Regions from separate parts of the Homo sapiens genome. Here region 1 is linked to region 2. Evidence: read pairs that join two places in POLR2A ChIA-PET (ENCODE). Cell type or tissue: PC-9. All regions are shown on one strand. Each heading gives the region's core, and the rest is flanking DNA. Links, peaks and the distances in the headings are about the cores only.

The links. Peaks named below come from ENCODE experiments on the same cell type or tissue, not always from the same donor. Only the 100,000 strongest peaks of a DNase experiment are listed, where the experiment ranks them.
Region 1: POLR2A ChIA-PET joins it to region 2 with 6 read pairs; 5 of 35 experiments call an interaction of 5 or more read pairs at or near these places.

What each region holds. Positions count from the first base shown.
Region 1 is chr19:47,659,950-47,668,163 of GRCh38, reverse strand. The region is part of intron 1 of BICRA (BRD4 interacting chromatin remodeling complex associated protein); the gene reads right to left. Among named protein-coding and RNA genes, the nearest start is that of EHD2, 49 kb to the left of the region's middle. RefSeq lists enhancers at 6,311-6,810, 6,811-7,312. In PC-9, for the core only: no CTCF peak of the experiment used is centred there; DNase peaks (open chromatin) are centred at 3,833, 4,503 and 5,123; H3K4me3 peaks cover 2,146 bases; H3K27ac peaks cover 5,000 bases.
Region 2 is chr19:47,556,925-47,565,138 of GRCh38, reverse strand. All of the region lies in intron 2 of ZNF541 (zinc finger protein 541), which reads left to right. Among named protein-coding and RNA genes, the nearest start is that of ZNF541, 12 kb to the left of the region's middle. In PC-9, for the core only: no CTCF peak of the experiment used is centred there; a DNase peak (open chromatin) is centred at 3,308.

The sequences.
Region 1 (8,214 bases), core at 2,073-7,072, 100 kb before region 2:
CTGCTTCCCAGGTTCAAGCGATTCTCCTACCTCAGCCTCCGGAGTAGCTGGGATTACAGGCATGCACCACCACGCCCAGCTAATTTTTTATATTTTTAGTAAAGACAGAGTTTCACTATGTCAGCCAGGCTGGTCTGAACTCCTGACCTCAGGTGATCTGTGCCCCCTTGGCCTCCCAAAGTGCTGGGATTACAGGCATGAGCCACCGCACCCCACCCAGGCTGGGATTTCAGCCCAGGCAGGCTCACTGCAGAGGCCTCGCCCTTCACCACTACCCAACAGGCGACCCTCTCCTGCTACTTCTCTCGTAGGATCTGAAACAAATACAGCAGAATGTTCAGGCACTATCGCGAGGCTGGGTGATGGGGGTGTGCGTCTCTGTTATCATTTTATGAATGCCTGGGATGCTTCGGATTGGAAAAGGAGATAAAGGGACTGGCATGGAAGGAGGAGGAAGGAACAGGAGTGGCGAGTGGCTTTCTCTCTTCCTCTCAGGTCCCGATCCCAGAAAGAGCTAGAAAGCAGATGTCGCAAGACCCTGGAACACAGGATTCTTTTCCTCTGGAATGCGGGTGCCCTGTTCCTGCCTGGCCTGAAGGTGTGCACGAGCTCCCAAGATGAAGGGTTCACGTCTGTTCATGCCTCCTCCCTGGCTCTGGTAGGCGTGGCCCAAGCTCTGTGCACGACCTACCTACCAGCAGAATTAGAGACAGGAGGGGATGCAGCTCCCGTGAGGCTTCTGCAAACCAGTCCCGAGGGTGAATTTCAAAGTGGAGGCTGCAGAGCTGTCTCTGAGGATTTTGTATTCATGTGCTTTCATTCCAATGACAACACTAAAGACATGAATAGGGCCAGGCGCTGTGGCTCACGCCTGTAATCCCAGCACTTTGGGAGGCCAAGGCGGGCGGATCACAAGGTCAGGAGATCGAGACCATTGTGTGAATGGTGAAACCCCGTCTCTACTAAAAATACAAAAAATGAGCCCGGCGTGGGGGTGGGCGCCTGTAGTCCTAGCGACTCGGGAGGCTGAGGCAGGAGAATGGCGTGAACCCGGGAGGCGGAGGTTGCAGTGAGCCGAGATCGTGCCACTGCACTCCAGCCTGGGCGACAGAGCAAGACTCCGTCTCAAAAAAAAAAAAAAGAAAAAAGACATGAACGGGAACTTCCTGGGGAGAGGGAAACAGTCCGTGTTGTGACCAAGGTGTGGTTATGTGAGTGTTCAGAATTTAACAGCTCGGATTTGTGTGTTTCAACACAGGAAAATTTTACTTCAAAGAAGTAAAAAGGAGGGAGGCATGGTTAGCTCACACCTGTAATCCCAGCCAAGGCAGGGAAGCTGAGGCAGGAGGATGGCTTAAACTCAGGAGTTGGAGAACCAGCCTAGGCAACACAGCAAGATCTCATCTCTACAAAAAAATTTAAAATTAGCCAGGGGGTGGTGGTGGGCACCTGTGGTCCAATCTACTCGGGAGGCTGAGGTGGGAGAATTACTTGAGCTACAGAGGCCAAGGCTGCAGTGAACCAAGATTGCACCACCACACTCCAGCCTGGGCGACAGAGTGAGACTCCATTTCAAAAAGAAAAGAAGGCCGGGCGTGGTGGCTCACACCTGTAATGCCAGCACTTTGGGAGGGCGGGGTGGGAGGATCAACTGAGGTCAGGAGTTCAAGACCAGCCTGGTCAACATGATGAAACCTTGTCTCTACTAAAATACAAAACAGCTGGGTGTGGTGGCACATGCCTGTAATCCCAGTTACTCCGCAGGCTGAGGCAGGAGAATTGCTTGAACCCAGGAGGCAGAGGCTGCAGTGAGCTGAGATTGCGCCACTGCACTCCAGCCTGGATGACAGAGCTCAAAAAAAAAAAGAAGAAAAAGAAAAAGAAAAAAAGAAATTGGGCGAGGGGCTGGGGTTACTGCCTGTGCATGCTCACAGCAGGAATCAAGTGCACCTTGACTGATTCTGAGGCTCCCATCCCTGGGCTGCCACTTCCCGTTCCCAGCCGTGTACCCTAAGACAAGTTACTTATCCCCTCTGTGCCTCCGTTTGGGGAGGATAACACTACGTCCTCCATGGGACTGTTACATAGGAACACCTCTAATCCATGCCCTAAAGTACTTTGTAAGCAGTGTGTACGCTAGTTGTGATCATTTTAATTGCCACTGTTGATGCTATCTAATGGGGCGACTCCCAGAGCTTTTGGGCCACAGCCCAGTGAGGCTGGACAGAAGTCCCCGGCCCCACTTTGGTGCTGTTTGCCGCACATGGCCTGTGTGTGTATCTGGAAGGGTTAACAGATCTCCTGCTTCAGCCAGGTACCAGGGTTCTTTGAATCCTTCCAAACACCCTGGTATTACCCCCATTTTCCAGATGAGATAAACGCAATGGAAAACAGCAGTTTTGGGGGCGCTGCGGCACCTGCACTGTGTGCACCCTCACCAGGCCAGCTAGGTGTCTTGCTGCTCTCAACCCAGAAGGCAGGGGAAGCCTTTCAAGACACACATGAAGATTAAAAAAAAACAAAACAACCAGCCAGACATGGTGTTGCACACCGGTAATCCCAGCTACTCAGGAGACTGAGGCAGGAGAATTGCTTGAACCCAGGAGTTCGAGGCTGCAGTGAGCTGTGATCGTGCCACTGCACTCCAGCCTGGGCAAGACAGCGAGACCCCATCCCAAAAAAAACAAAACCAAAACTTTAACATCAAATATCATATATCCGTCTGATGGTTTGGTTGTTTACTGTGTGTCTCCTCTACCGAAATGTCCCCCAGGACAGGAACTTTTGCTTGTTTTGTCCTCTGCAAGATCCCTGGGGCTGGCACATTATGTGGCATACAGTAGGAGCTCAATAAATATCTGTGGGATGAATGAATGAATTTGCAGAGGAAATTAAACAAATCCTTTCATTTATTCAAGAGGCAACCTGCTGAAATGTACATTTAGTAGGCACCTACTGTGTGTCTGGTGGGGGGTGCTGAGGACAGCAAAAGGGCAGAGGCAGACCCCATCCCTGGCTTGGGGAGCACAGCTGGTGGTTCTCAGCCAGGGAGGGTGCTGGAGACCTCTCCCCTACCCCCCACACTCAGAAACTTTTGAAACAGTGACTGAGGTTGCAGAGTGGGGGGGCGGGGGGGTGGGGGTTGAAAACTAGTATGCAGGGTTGCGGACCCAAAATTGTCACCAGCACCCTGGAGACAAGCCCTGGTGTGGCACACTGGCTTTTTAACCATCTGTCCGCTGCCCCCCACCCAGTGGGCCTGCTCCTACGGAAAGATTCTCCTTCCATGAGATGGAGTGGGCGCACTGTGTCTGTTCAGAGCAGAAGCTTCAAGAGCCATCACATAGTTCCCCTGAGTTCCAGAACAGGGCGGACATGTGGCCAGAGCCACAGCCAACCCCCCACGGGCACACACACGAGCGAGAAGCCAGCCTCTGCCACCACGGACCACTGCGACCCGGGCCCACTCGTCACTGTGGCATCACACAGCCGAAGCTGCCTGGCACACCCTGAAGAGCCCGCATTGCCTGAGTGCTTCCGGGTACCAGCCCCTGTGCTTACTCCATACCCACCGATCCCTCCCCATCCCCACGGAAGCACTGCTGATGCACATCTTACAGGAAAAGGAGACTCGGAGGTGGTCAGGACACTTGCCCCAGATCGCACCATGGGACCAGAATTTGAACTCAGACCCTGTGATTCTGAAGACCTCACTCTTCACCACCACACTATAAAAAGCAGGAAAGGCCGGGCCTGAAAACCACAACCAGCTCCAGAGAACAGCCATGACGCAACAATGACACAGTGTCCTTCCAGAAAATTGTGTGAATTCCTCCTCCACTTGTAATGCAATCGGAGTTTTGCGCTGTCATCAGGAGCTGTGCAGAAGCCAGGCTGCTAGCAGGATACGGAATTAAAAGGGCCAGCTAAGCTCCACAAACAGGCGAATTTTAATTTCCCAATATAAATTGGAGTAACCTCAGGTTGCCTGCCAGTAATACAAAGTCTCCAGAACGATATCATTTGCTGATAAGAAGTGCAAATGATGTGGCAAAGTCTATCTGTTGCTTTTCAAAACACCATTTCCCCACCTCTCCTCCTCCGCTCGCAGAAGCCTGACTCTGTGCAGGGTTAACACTTGCCAACGCTAAGATGTAAACAAAGACTGTTCTAGGCCAGTCTTTCTCAAACTATGGGTCATGCCTTTGAAGGTTGTGAAATCAAATTAGCAGGTTGTGACCAGGAACTGCTTTAAATAATTAAAATGCATGGAATGGAATGGAATGGAAGACATTAACGTGTATCATACATGGTAAGAGTGAGTATTTGAGAAATTGGTTTCAATAATGTGTGTGTGTGTGTGTGTGTGTACTGCGACACAAAGAAACATATTTTGGACTGTGAGTTGTGGTCAAAATAGCCTTAAAATAATTGAACTAAGCCAGAGGCATTCCTATCTCCTTTATCAGACACTCACTTTCCCAGCCTTTCTTGCAGTTAGAGTAACCACAGTTGTGCAAATAGTAAAAACTGAAGTGTACAGACAGGTTCTGCTCAGTGAGACTTTCAGGGAAAGTTTTCCTTCCAGAATACAAAGACAGAGTTTCTCCAGAAAGACAGTCTTTTGCTCCTGCTTCCAGTTTTGAATACAGTTGAGATGACTAGAGCTGTGGCAGCCATTTTGCAACCACGGGACAACAAACCTGAGGCTGAAAAGCCCACCAGCAGAGGATGGTTGATGGGAGCTGACAAAAAGACCGTGTTCTTTTTTTTCTTTTGAGACGGAGTCTCGCTCTGTCACCCAGGCTGGAGTGCAGTGGCGCAATCTTGACTCACTGCAACCTCCGCCTCCCAGGTTCAAGTGACTCCTGCCTCAGCCTCCTGAGTAGCTGGGATTAGAGGCACGTGCCACCACACCCGGCTAATTTTTGTATTTTTAGTAGAGACAGGGTTCACCACGTTAGCCAGGCTGGTCTTGAACTCCTGACCTCTAGTGATCCACCCGCCTCAGCCTCCCAAAGTGCTGGGATTTCAGGCGTGAGCCATCGCGCCGGCCTGACTGTACTCTTCATAACTCTTCATGGGCTGCCCGCCTCCAAACTTGTTAATCCTTATGGTTTAAGCCACTATGTGGTTTCCCATTATTTGCAGACAAATACAACCTGACGCAAAAAGAGCTCCCATTTCTGGATTTTCTTTGCAACCCATGGCAAGGCCTCTCACATGGGTCAAGGGCTGTTCTTTGTGGGTCACTGATTAAGAAGAGAGGTCAAACAAAATGTGAGAGGGCTGGTGGAAAGGGGATCTGAAACAAAGGCCACTGTGGTTGATTGCAAAGTGGCCAGAAATTCTCCTCCCTCGTCCCACACTCTTTGCAGCTCCTCCTATTAAGAAGTGGGGTCTATGACTTCAGCCCTTGACCCTGGGCTGGCTTCTTGACTTGCTTTGGCCAACAGAATGTGGTGAAAGTGATGGTGTGTGATTCTTTTTTTGAGATGGAGTCTTGCTCTTGTTGCCCAGGCTGGAGTGCAGTGGCATGATCTCGGCTCACTGCAACCTCCACCTCCCGGGTTCAAGCGATTCTCCTGCCTCAGCCTCCTGAGTAGCTGGGATTACAGGTGCGTGCCACCACACCCGGCTAATTTTTGTATTTTTAGTAGAGACGGGGTTTCACCATGTTGGTCAGGCTGGTCTTGAACTGACCTCGTGATCTGCCCGCCTCGGCCTCCCAAAGTGCTGGGATTACAGGCATGAGCCAAGGAGCCTGGCCGATGGTGTGTGATTCTGAGCCTGGCACACTTCCAGTCTTTGCCCAGCTGCCAGGTGAAGAAGCCCAGGCTGGCCTGCAAGAGGATGAGAGCCACGTGCCCATCACCCCATCACCCCAGCTAACAGCCAGCCAAGCCCTAGACGCAGTCACCAGCTGTCCAACAGCTGACTACAGACACCCAGCCCAGGCCAGAAGCACCTAGCTACGCCCAGTCCAAATTCTAACCGTTGGGATCATGGTTTTCTTTTTTCTGTTTATTATTATTTTGATTTTCTGAGACAGGGTCTCGCTCTGTTGGCCAGGATGGACTGCAGTGGTGTAATCACAGCTCACTGCAGCCTTGACTTCCTGGGCTCCAGGGATCCTCCCACCTTAGTTTCCTGAAGAGCTGGGACTATAGGCGCACGCCACCACACCTGGTTAATTCTTTGCAGAGACGGGGTCCCACTATGTTGCCCAGGCAGGTCTCAAATGCCTGGGCTCAAGCGATCCTCCCATCTTGACCTCCCAAAGTGCTGGGATTACAGACATGAGCCACTGTGCCCAGCCAGGGCTGTGTGTTATGTAGTGACAGCTCACTGATACAGCTCTCTCTGGGGACTTAGGAACCAAGTTTGACCCCACATCTGACTCATCCAAGTTTTATCCATCCCACCTCCCATATCTCTCCAGTCAGTGCCCTCCTGTCCATGACCACTATTCTGGCCCAAATGTAGTAAATGTATTTTCTCATCACCAAGCCTGGGTTCACATTTGGCTTATTGACATCTGGCTGCTCCTGCCATTAAAATACTCAAAAGCTGACCTACCGATTGGTAAATAAATGCTGCCCAAGCAGCCTCAGCTCCTCCTATATGCCTGCCCCACACTGGACACCGAGATGCCATGTGTAAACGACCATAGAAAGCCCTCCTCCCCGGCCCGGCTCCCTCTGGCCTCTGCTCCTCCCCGCGAACCCCCTTCCTCGCTGGCCACCGACTGGACCTGCCCCAACTACGAGTCCAACCTCTGCCTGGGCCACGTGGCTATGAGCCCTGGTGTTTGGGAGTCTGGGCATTTGATGGGTCAGATTCTGTCCCATGAGCCCTTGGCTACGGCCACCTCTGACTTCATCATCTTCGTCACCCCAGCCAAGGTTGCTGAATGCTTACTAAGTACTTCGTCTTTTTTTTTTTTTTTTGAGACGGAGTCTCGCTCAGTCACCCAGGCTGGTGTGCAGTGGCGTGATTTCAGCTCACTGCAACCTCTGCCTCCCGGGTTCACGCCATTCTCCAGCCTCAGCCTCCTGAGTAGCTGGCACTACAGGCGCCACAACCACGCCCAGCTAATTTTTTGTTTTTGTATTTTTAGTAGAGACGGGGTTTCACTGTGTTAGCCAGGATAGTCTCAATCTCTTGACCTCGTGATCTGCCCGCGTCAGCCTCCCAAAGTGCTGGGATTAGAGGCGTGAGCCACCACGCCCGGCAAAGTGCTTCATCTTATCATTTCATTCTCACAGCAACACTATAAGGCAGATGCCATTATCCTCATGCCCATTACACAAATGAGGAGACTGAGGCCAAAAAGGGTTGGGTACTTGCCCAAGGTCACCCAAGAGCCAGGATTTGAACCCAGCTGAGACTCCTAAGCCCGTGGGAACTACATGATGATGCCAGCCTGGCCATCTCTCCCTCCACCCCCCACAGCAGGGGTGTACTACAACAGGTTCCCCACCTCTGCCACTCACCCGGCCAGGTCCTCTATCCCTTTAGTTGTCCTGAAATGCCTCGAATGAGTCATTCCCGTGAACCTTGGTCAGACAGACAAATGAGGTGATGTGTTCACCTGGTACGTGGACTTAACATGCTATGACGCCTAGAAGTTAAGCTCTTAGGATGTATTTCCAAGGCCTTTGTAGTGAGTTGAATGGTGGCTCCCACCACAAAAAATATGTAAACATCCCAGAACCTGTGGATGTGGCCATCCTTATTTGGAAAAAAGGGTCTTTGTAGACATAATTAGATTAACAATGTTGAGATGAGACTGTCCTGGATTATCTGGGTAGGCTCAAAATCCTATGATAAATGTCCTCTTAACAGCAAAGGAGAAGTCACAGAAGAACAGAAGGCCATGTGAAGAAGGAGGCAAAGCTTAATGTCACGTGGCTACGAGCCAAGGACCACCTAGAGCTCCGGGGGCTGGACCAGGCGAAGAAGGCTCTAGGCTCTTCCCTAGAGCCTCCTGAGGGAGCACAGCTCTGACAACCCCAGTGGCCCTGCTAACACCCTCATTTTGGACTTAGGGCCTCTGGAACTATACGAGAATAGTTTTCTGTTTTAAGATCCTGCATCTGTGGTATTTGTTACAGCGACAATGGGAAACTAATGTACATGTAAGTTTCTAAGACAGAGACGCATACAATACGTACAGAGTATAGAAGATATATATGTAGCCTGGGCAACACA
Region 2 (8,214 bases), core at 1,125-6,124:
CCATTGTATCATTCTTATGCCTTTAATCCTCATAGCTTAGCTCTCACTTACAAAGTGAGAACATACGATGTTTGATTTTCCATTCCTGAGTTACTTCACTTAGAAGAATAATAGTCTCCAGTTCAATCCAGGTTGCTGTGAATGCCATTATTTCGTTCCTTTTTATGGCTGAGTAGTATTCCATCATATATATATTTCTTTATCCACTCCTTGATTGATGGTGGGCATTTGGGCTGGTTCCGTATTTTTGGAATTGCAAATTATGCTGCTCTAAACATGCATGTGCAAGTATCTTTTTCTTATAATGACTTCTTTTCCTCTGGGTAGATACCCAGGAGTGAGATTGCTGGATCAAATGGTAGTTCCACTTTTTGTTCTTTAAGGAATGTCCACACTGTTTTCTATAGTGGCTGTACTAGTTTACATTCCCACCAGCAGTGTAGAAAGGTTTCTTGTTCACCGCATCCATGCCAACATCTGTTATTTTTTTATTTTTTGATTACGGCCATTCTTGCAGGAGTAAGGTGGTATCCCATTGTGGTTCTGATTTGCATTTCCCTGATCGTTAGTGATGTTGAGCATTTAAATGAAAACACAAAATGATAAAATTCTTGGAAAGAGTATTTGGGTCCTTGGGAATGTCTGCCGGGTTGCAGGAGACCATAAACTCTGCCTCGTAAGGGCTAGCAGAGAGTTTTGTACCTAGAAGGTGCTAAAACTCTTGTTGAATTGAATGTATTTGTTGACAGAATAAAAGGAAGCTCAGTATCGGTAGAGAGGGTTTTGCTTTACTGTCTGGAGAAGGATGTAAATATCAAGGCATGGCCTTTGGACTTTTGGCTTGCCTGTCTGAGGTTGTAACCTGACCAGTTTGTTCTGTGGACTATGGGAGTATATTGGAAAGCAGGTGATTTGGCCTTGGGGAGTCCAGAGACATTCTTCCCCCTGACCCAGCACCTTATGTGTTTTGTAGTTTAATTGGAGCAGTGCAGTATACAGTTCAGTTTATAGGGAATCAGTACTGTGTAATGGGCAAGACCATTAGCGCTAATGTCAGAGTATCTGGGTTTAAGATCTGGCTGTTGGGTTTTGACTTTGGACAAATTAGTCTCTCTTATTTGTAAAAGGGAAGTAATACTACAATCTAGGTTTTTGTGAGAAGTAAGTTAATGCATATAAAGCACTTGGTATGATACCCGATGTGGAGAAAGTGCTTAATAAATACGATTTTTAGGCCAGGCGCGGGGGCTTATGCCTGTAATCCCAGCACTTTGGGAGGCCGAGGCGGGTGGATCACCTGAGGTCAGGAGTTTGAGACCAGCCTGACCAGCGTGGTGAAACCCTATCTCTACTAAAAGTACAAAAATTTGCCAGGCGTGGTGGTGAGTGCCTGTAATCCCAGGTACTGGGAGGCTGAGACAAGAGAATTGCTTGAACCCAGGAGGCAGAGGTTGCAGTGAGCCGAGATTGCACCACTGCACTCTAGCCTAGGGGACACAGCAAGACTTCGTCTCAAAAAATATATATGTGATTTTTATTCACTTGTTTTTATTATTGGGAGATGCAGGGGGAGATGGGTTTTTCCCCTCATAGAGTGGTGAAAACAGTTTATAGCAGCACTGTAGCAGACACTGTGGAACTGGTGAAATTTGAATTTGGCTTACAGATCCACACTCCTCTCCCTGATTTTTTGGAAACCCAAAAAGCTCTGAGAATCCTGAGGCATCTCGAATATCATCTGGTGGCCAAACCTGACCCTACATGTTGCTTTTCACAGCCTTTATTTCACGTACGCTGAGTGGTCATAGGCAATGATGCAGAAATAATTATTTGGTTACCAGGTACTGCCTTGAACCCCACTGGAAGTTACTTAAAATACGGGGTATGCATTGATTTACACTTCTAAAACCCCCTCAAATTCTGAAACTCAGTTGGGTCTCAGAGTTGTATATGGGATTACGTACCTGTATGTGACTTTAAATTTGTGCTGCCTCAATAGGCTGCATACACGCAGACAGGCAGGTAGACATATAACATGCAATGCAGACATTGCAGGTGCAGAGGTTCTATTACATATCAACATGAAAAGTTCTTAGAAAGTAGAAACTGGTGGCCTAGAAATCTAGTCCCAAACTCCCGTTATTCAAGTATGCACTAGATTTGTTATTCAGTGAGTCATGAAGCATTTCTTTAACATCTAGGTGTGAGCAGAATTATTCACAATAGCCCCCAAATGGAAGTAACCCAAATGTTCATCAACAGGAGAGTGGTTAAACAAAATGTGGTCTCTCCAGACAGGGGAACATTATTTAGCCCTGGAAAGAAATGGAGCAGTGACACGTGCTGCAATGGGGGTGAACCTTGAAAACACTGTGCTTAGTGAAAGAAGCCAGACACAGAAGGCCACAGGTCATCTGATTCCATTTGTGTGAGACAGATGGCCATCTGAAGGGGCTATGCTTTTTTGTTTTCATGACTCATAATTTTTTGCTGAAAAACTCGATCTCTCATTTTTCTCAAGCTTCCATGATTCGAAAACTGGACATTTTATCTGTTTGGTTTTTTTTGTTTTGTTTTTTGTTTTTAGTTTTTTTTGAAATGGAGTCTCAGTCTGTCACCCAGGCTGGAGTGCAGTGGCACAATCTCAACTCACTGCAGACTCCATCTCCCGGGTTCAAGCGATTCTCCTGCCTCAGCTTCCTGAGTAGCTGGCATTACAGGCACACACCACCACGCCCAGCTAATTTTTGTATTTTTAGTAGAGATGGCGTTTCACCATGTTGGCCAGGCTGGTCTTGAACTCCTGACCTCAAGTGATCCGCCCTCCCGGACCTCCCAAAGTGCAGGGGTTACAGGCATGAGCCAGCGCGCCTGGCCTGTTTTTGTTTTTTTTGGGGAGACAGTCTCTGTCGCCCAGGCTGGAGTGCAGTGGCACGATCTTGGCTCACTGCAGCCTCCACCTCCCGAGTTCAAGCGATTCTCCTGCCTCAGCCTCCCGTGTAGCTGGGATTGCAGGTGCCTGCCACCACAGCCAGCTAATTTTTATATTTTTAGTAGGGACGGGGGTTCGCCATGTTGGCCAGGCCAGTCTTGAACTCCTGACCTCAGGTGATCCACCCGCCTCGGCCTCCCAAAATGCTGGGATTACAGGCGTGAGCCACTGCACCCAGCCTGTAAACTGGATATTTTGCATATTGCAGTCTGGTAACTCTGGGAATGGGATTCTTCCTTTCTTCCCTGTCCTCAGGCTTGGTTGTTTCTGCTTATTGTGGGTTGTAACTGTTTGTTTAGTGGCTTTTCTAAGCTATTTTTGTAAAGATTGTGTTCTTTGTGGGGTGTGGTCAGTAGTCTGTTCTGTTAGTTTAGTGGTCAGCTAGTGACTTAACAGAGATCTTCTTAAACTCCTGGAGCTAAAAAAAAAACAAAACAGAAAACAAAAAACAAAAAGCTCCCAGTAGTTGCAGCGGGGCACTGCTTCCACACTCAGGCAGGCGGTTAACAACCCTACCTTCGCCTTCACTCTCTGCCTGCACAGAGCGAAGGTCAGCCAGAGGTGAGAGCTTGGAAGCCTTCTCTGGTCCTTTCCAAACATGTGCCCACCCTGAGATGCCACCTTCTAAATTCCCAGGAATATGTGGAAGCTCTTTTTTTATTCATTTGGATTTTTTAATTTTTTTAATACTTAATTAATTAATTATTTTGAGACAGGGTATCACTTTGTTGCCCAGGCTGGAGTGCAGTGGCGCAATCATAGCTCAATGAAGCCTCCAATTCTTGGGCTCAAGCGATTCACCCTCCTCAGCCTCCCAAGTAGCTGAAACCACAAGCATGTGCCACCATGCCCAGCTAATTAAAAAAAAATTTTTTTTCATAGAGACAGGGTCTGACTTTGTCAAACTCCTGGGCCAAAGTGCTGGGATTACAGGTGTGAGCCACCACACCCAGCCAGAGCTCAGTCTCTGTGTTGTATAGTTCTGTGGGTTTTGACTATGGTATAATGTCAGGTATGCAGCATTAGATTATCATGCAAAATAGTTTCACTCCTCACCCCACAAACCACACAACTGCTGGTCTTTTTATTGTCTCTATAGTTTTGCCTTTTCCAGAATGTGATATAGTTGGAGTCTCACAGTATGTAGTCTTGTCTTTCTTTTTTTTCGGTATGTAATCTTTTCATACTGGCTTCCTTCACTTAGCAATGTGCATTTAAGGTTCCTCCATGTCATTGTGTGGTTTGATAGCTTATTGCTTTTTATTCCTGAAGAACATTCCATTGTCTGGATGTTCCACAGTTTGTTGATCCATTCACCTATTGAGGGATGTCTTGATTGCTTCCAGTTTTGGGCAGTTATGAACAAAGCTGCTATAAACATGTGTGTGCAGGCTTTTGTGTGGACTGAAGTTTTCAGCTCAGTTGGATGGATGCCTAAGAGTGTAGTTGCTGGATTGCATGATAAGATTTTATACATATATATATTACAATCATCAAATAGATGCAGAAAAAAACTATGTGTAGCTTTATAAGAAACTGCCAGTGTGGACTTTTTTTTTTTTTTTTTTTTGGGACAGAGTTTTGCCCTTGTCTCCTAGGCTGGAGTGCAGTGGCGCAATCTTGGCTCATTGCAACCTCCACCTCCCACATTCAAGTGATTCTCCTGCCTCAGCCTCCCAAGCAGCTGGGATTACAGGCACCTGCCACCATGCCCAGCTAATTTTTGTGTTTTTAGTGGAAACGGAGTTTCACCGTGTTGGCCAGGCTGGTCTCAAACTCCTGATGTCAGGTGATTCACCTGCCTCGGCCTCCCAAAATGCTGGCATAACAAGCATGAGCCACCATGCCTGGCTCATTTTTTCAAAGCCTTTATTTCTCCAAAGTATCCAACTTCCCAGCTTTTCCTCCCTGGCTTTTAGCAAGTCAGTTGTTTGCCCCAATCAATATCTTTTGCGCCAGCCTGCAGCATCTAGTTCATTTGACTTTAATGTTTGCAACAAACGCCCTGTCTGTAGCCACTCTGCACCCCAGAGAGCTGCCAGTTAGGTACAAAAAAAGGCAAGATCTTTGCATTGGGCTTTCAGGGAGCCACTGACAGGTCAGACAGACAACCACTGTTCTTTGAAAACCAGATCCTCTCTGTTCCCTCCAGCACCAGGGAACCCACACCAGAAACATGGGCTGCTACCTTCGAGACCACTGCTGAGCCAGGGAGTAGGGATGGGGCAGGGGTAAGTTAAATATGCCACAAAGTTCTCCCACTGGGTTTCAGTCACCATTTTTTTTTTTTTTTTTTTGAGACAGAGTCTTGCTCTGTCACCCAGGCTGGAGTGCAGAGGCACAATCTCGGCTCACTACAACCTCCGCTTCCTGGGTTCGAGCGATCCTCCTGCCTCAGCCTCGCAAGTAGCTGGGACTACAGGCGTGCACTACCACACCCAGCTAACTTTTATATTTTCAGTAGAGATGGGGTTTTACTATGCTGGCCAGGCTGGTCTCAAACTCCTGGCCTCAGGTGATCTGCCCATCTCGGCCTCCTAAAGTGCTGCGATTACAGGCGTGAGCCTGTAATCAAACATCAAAGTCACCTTTTTCTTAGGGTTTGCTTGGTTGCTATAAAGCTTTGACTGCTTCCCAGAGTTTTGTTAAAGTTGATTTTTTGTTTTTGGTGTTTCTATGGCAAGATGTACAGGGAGCTTTAAAATTACTAGTTGAGTCTGTCTTTCTTTCCTTCCTTCCTTCCTTCTTTCTTTCTTTTCTTTCTTTCTTTTTTTTGAGATAGAGTTTCACTCTGTTGCCCAGGCTGGAGTGCAGTGGCACGATCTCAGCTCACTGCAACCTCTGCTTCCCGGGTTCAAGTGATTCTTGTGCCTCAGCCTCCTGAGTAGCTGAGATTACAGGTGCCTACCATCATGCCCAGCTAAGTTTTTGTATTTTTAGTAGAGATGGGGTTTCACCATGTTTGTCAGGCTGGTCCCAAACTCCTGACCTCCAGTGATTTGCCCACCTCGGCCTCCCAGAGTGCTGGGATTACAGGCGTGAGCCACTGTGCCTGGCCCAGTCTTTTTATTTCTCATAGGTCTATTCAGAAATTCTGTTTCTTGGCTGGGCGCGGTGGGTCACGCCTGTAATCCCAGCACTTTGGGAGGCCGAGGCGGGTGGATCACGAGGTCAGAAGTTCAAGACCAGCCTCGCCAAGATGGTGAAACCCCGTCTGTACTAAAAATACAAAAAGTTAGCCGGGCGCGGGGGCGGGCACCTGTAGTCCCAGCTACTCGGGAGGCTGAGGCAGGAGAATGGCGTGAACCTGGGAGGTGGAGCTTGCAGTGAGCGGAGATGGCGCCACTGCACTCTAGCCTGGGCAACAGAGTGAAACTGTCTCAGGAAAAAAAAAAAAAAATTAGCTGGGCGTGGTGGTGGGCACCTGTAATCCGGCTGAGACAGAGAATTGCTTAAACCCGGGAGGCGGAGGATGCAGTGAGCTGAGATTGCGCCACTGTACTCCAGCCTGGGCGACAGAGCGAAACTCCATCTCAAAAAAAAAAAAGAAATTCTGTTTCTTCTTGAGTAAGTTTTGGTAATTTGTATCTTTCTAGCAGTTTGCCCATTTTAATCTGTTATCTAATTTAAATAACTAAGTTAATGTATCTAAGTTATCTAATTTTTTAATTATCTGAATACAGTTGTTTATAGTATTATTTTATTTCTATTTATTTATTTATTTATTTTTTGAGATGGAGTCTCGCTCTGTTGCCCAGGCTGGAGTGCAGTGGCACGATCTCGGCTCACTGCAAGCTCCGCCTCCTGGGTTCATACCATTCTCCTGCCTCAGCCTCCCGAGTAGCTGGGACTACAGGCGCCCACCACCATGCCCGGCTAATTTTTTGTATTTTTAATAGAGATGGGGTTTCACCGTGTTAGCCGGGATGGTCTCGATCTCCTGACCTCATGATCCGCCCACCTCGGTCTCCCAAAGTGCTGGGATTACAGGCGTAAGCCACCACGCCTGGCCTGTAGTATTCTTTTATAATCCTTCTTATTTTTTCTAAGGCCATTAGTGATGTGTTTCCTCTTTAATTCCTAGTTGCAGTACTATGAGTCTTTTCTCTCTTTTCCCTACAGTATTTTAAAGTAAACTCTGCTGCCCCACTCCCCCTGCCCATTTTGGGGGGAATAAATTCTACTAGTTTAGATGTTATGTGGTTTATTTTTCTTCTCTTGGTGGTTATACTTAGATTCTTTTAGTGTGCAAGCTTAAAAGTATGAAGTTACCATCATCTCTTTTTTTTTTTTCCCAATTGATTCAAAACTTTTAGTCATTTTTTGGACCAGGGTCTGTAAGGTAGATTCTTAGGCCTTGTGTGTAAAAGTCTATAAGCTCCCAGGCTGAAGTGATCCTCCTGCCTCAGCCTTCTGAATAGCTGGGACTACAGATAGACGCCACCACACCTGGCTGATATTTTAATTTTTTGTAGAAGCCAGTCTTGCTGTCTTGCCCAGGCTGGTCTCAAACTCTTGGCCTCAAGCAATCCTCCCTCCTCTGCCTCCCAAAGTGTTGGGGTTACAGATGTGAGCCCTGGCGCCCAGCCTCCTCCCTCCCTCTCTCATGCCTGTATGTTGAGCTCTGTGCTGGCTGACTTTTCCTTAGTCCACTGATGATATTCTTATTCTTATCTTCGAGGCTTGTTTCTGTTGAGAAGTTTGCCATCAGGGTAATTGTCATTCTTTTGTAGACTTGTAGAATGCTCAGCTTTGTCATCTCTCACTGGCTATTTTTTTCTGGTTCTTGGGGGTACTTTTCTAGGCTTGTGTGAAGCTTTTCTTTTCATTTATTTAGTTTTCCTGTGGATGGTTCAGCTCTTCCAGGGCCCCAGGCCTCCGTTTCCTGGGAACTCAAGGCCCTGTTTCCCTCACCCACGTGTCTGCTATCATCCCAGGTCCCAGACGGCAGGGCAGCATTTGATAATACAGAATACGAGCCATATATAATCTAAATTTCCTAGGAGCCACATTAAAAAGATAAGCAGATGAAGTTAATTTTAATAACATGTTGCATTTAGCCCATTATATGGAAAATATTACCATTCCAGGCTGGACTCAGTGGCTCACGCCTGTAATCCCAGCACTTTGGGAGGCCAAGGCAGGTGGATCATCTGAGGTCAGGAGTTCGAGATCAGCCTGGGAAACATGGTGAAACCCTATCTCTACTAAAAATACAAAAA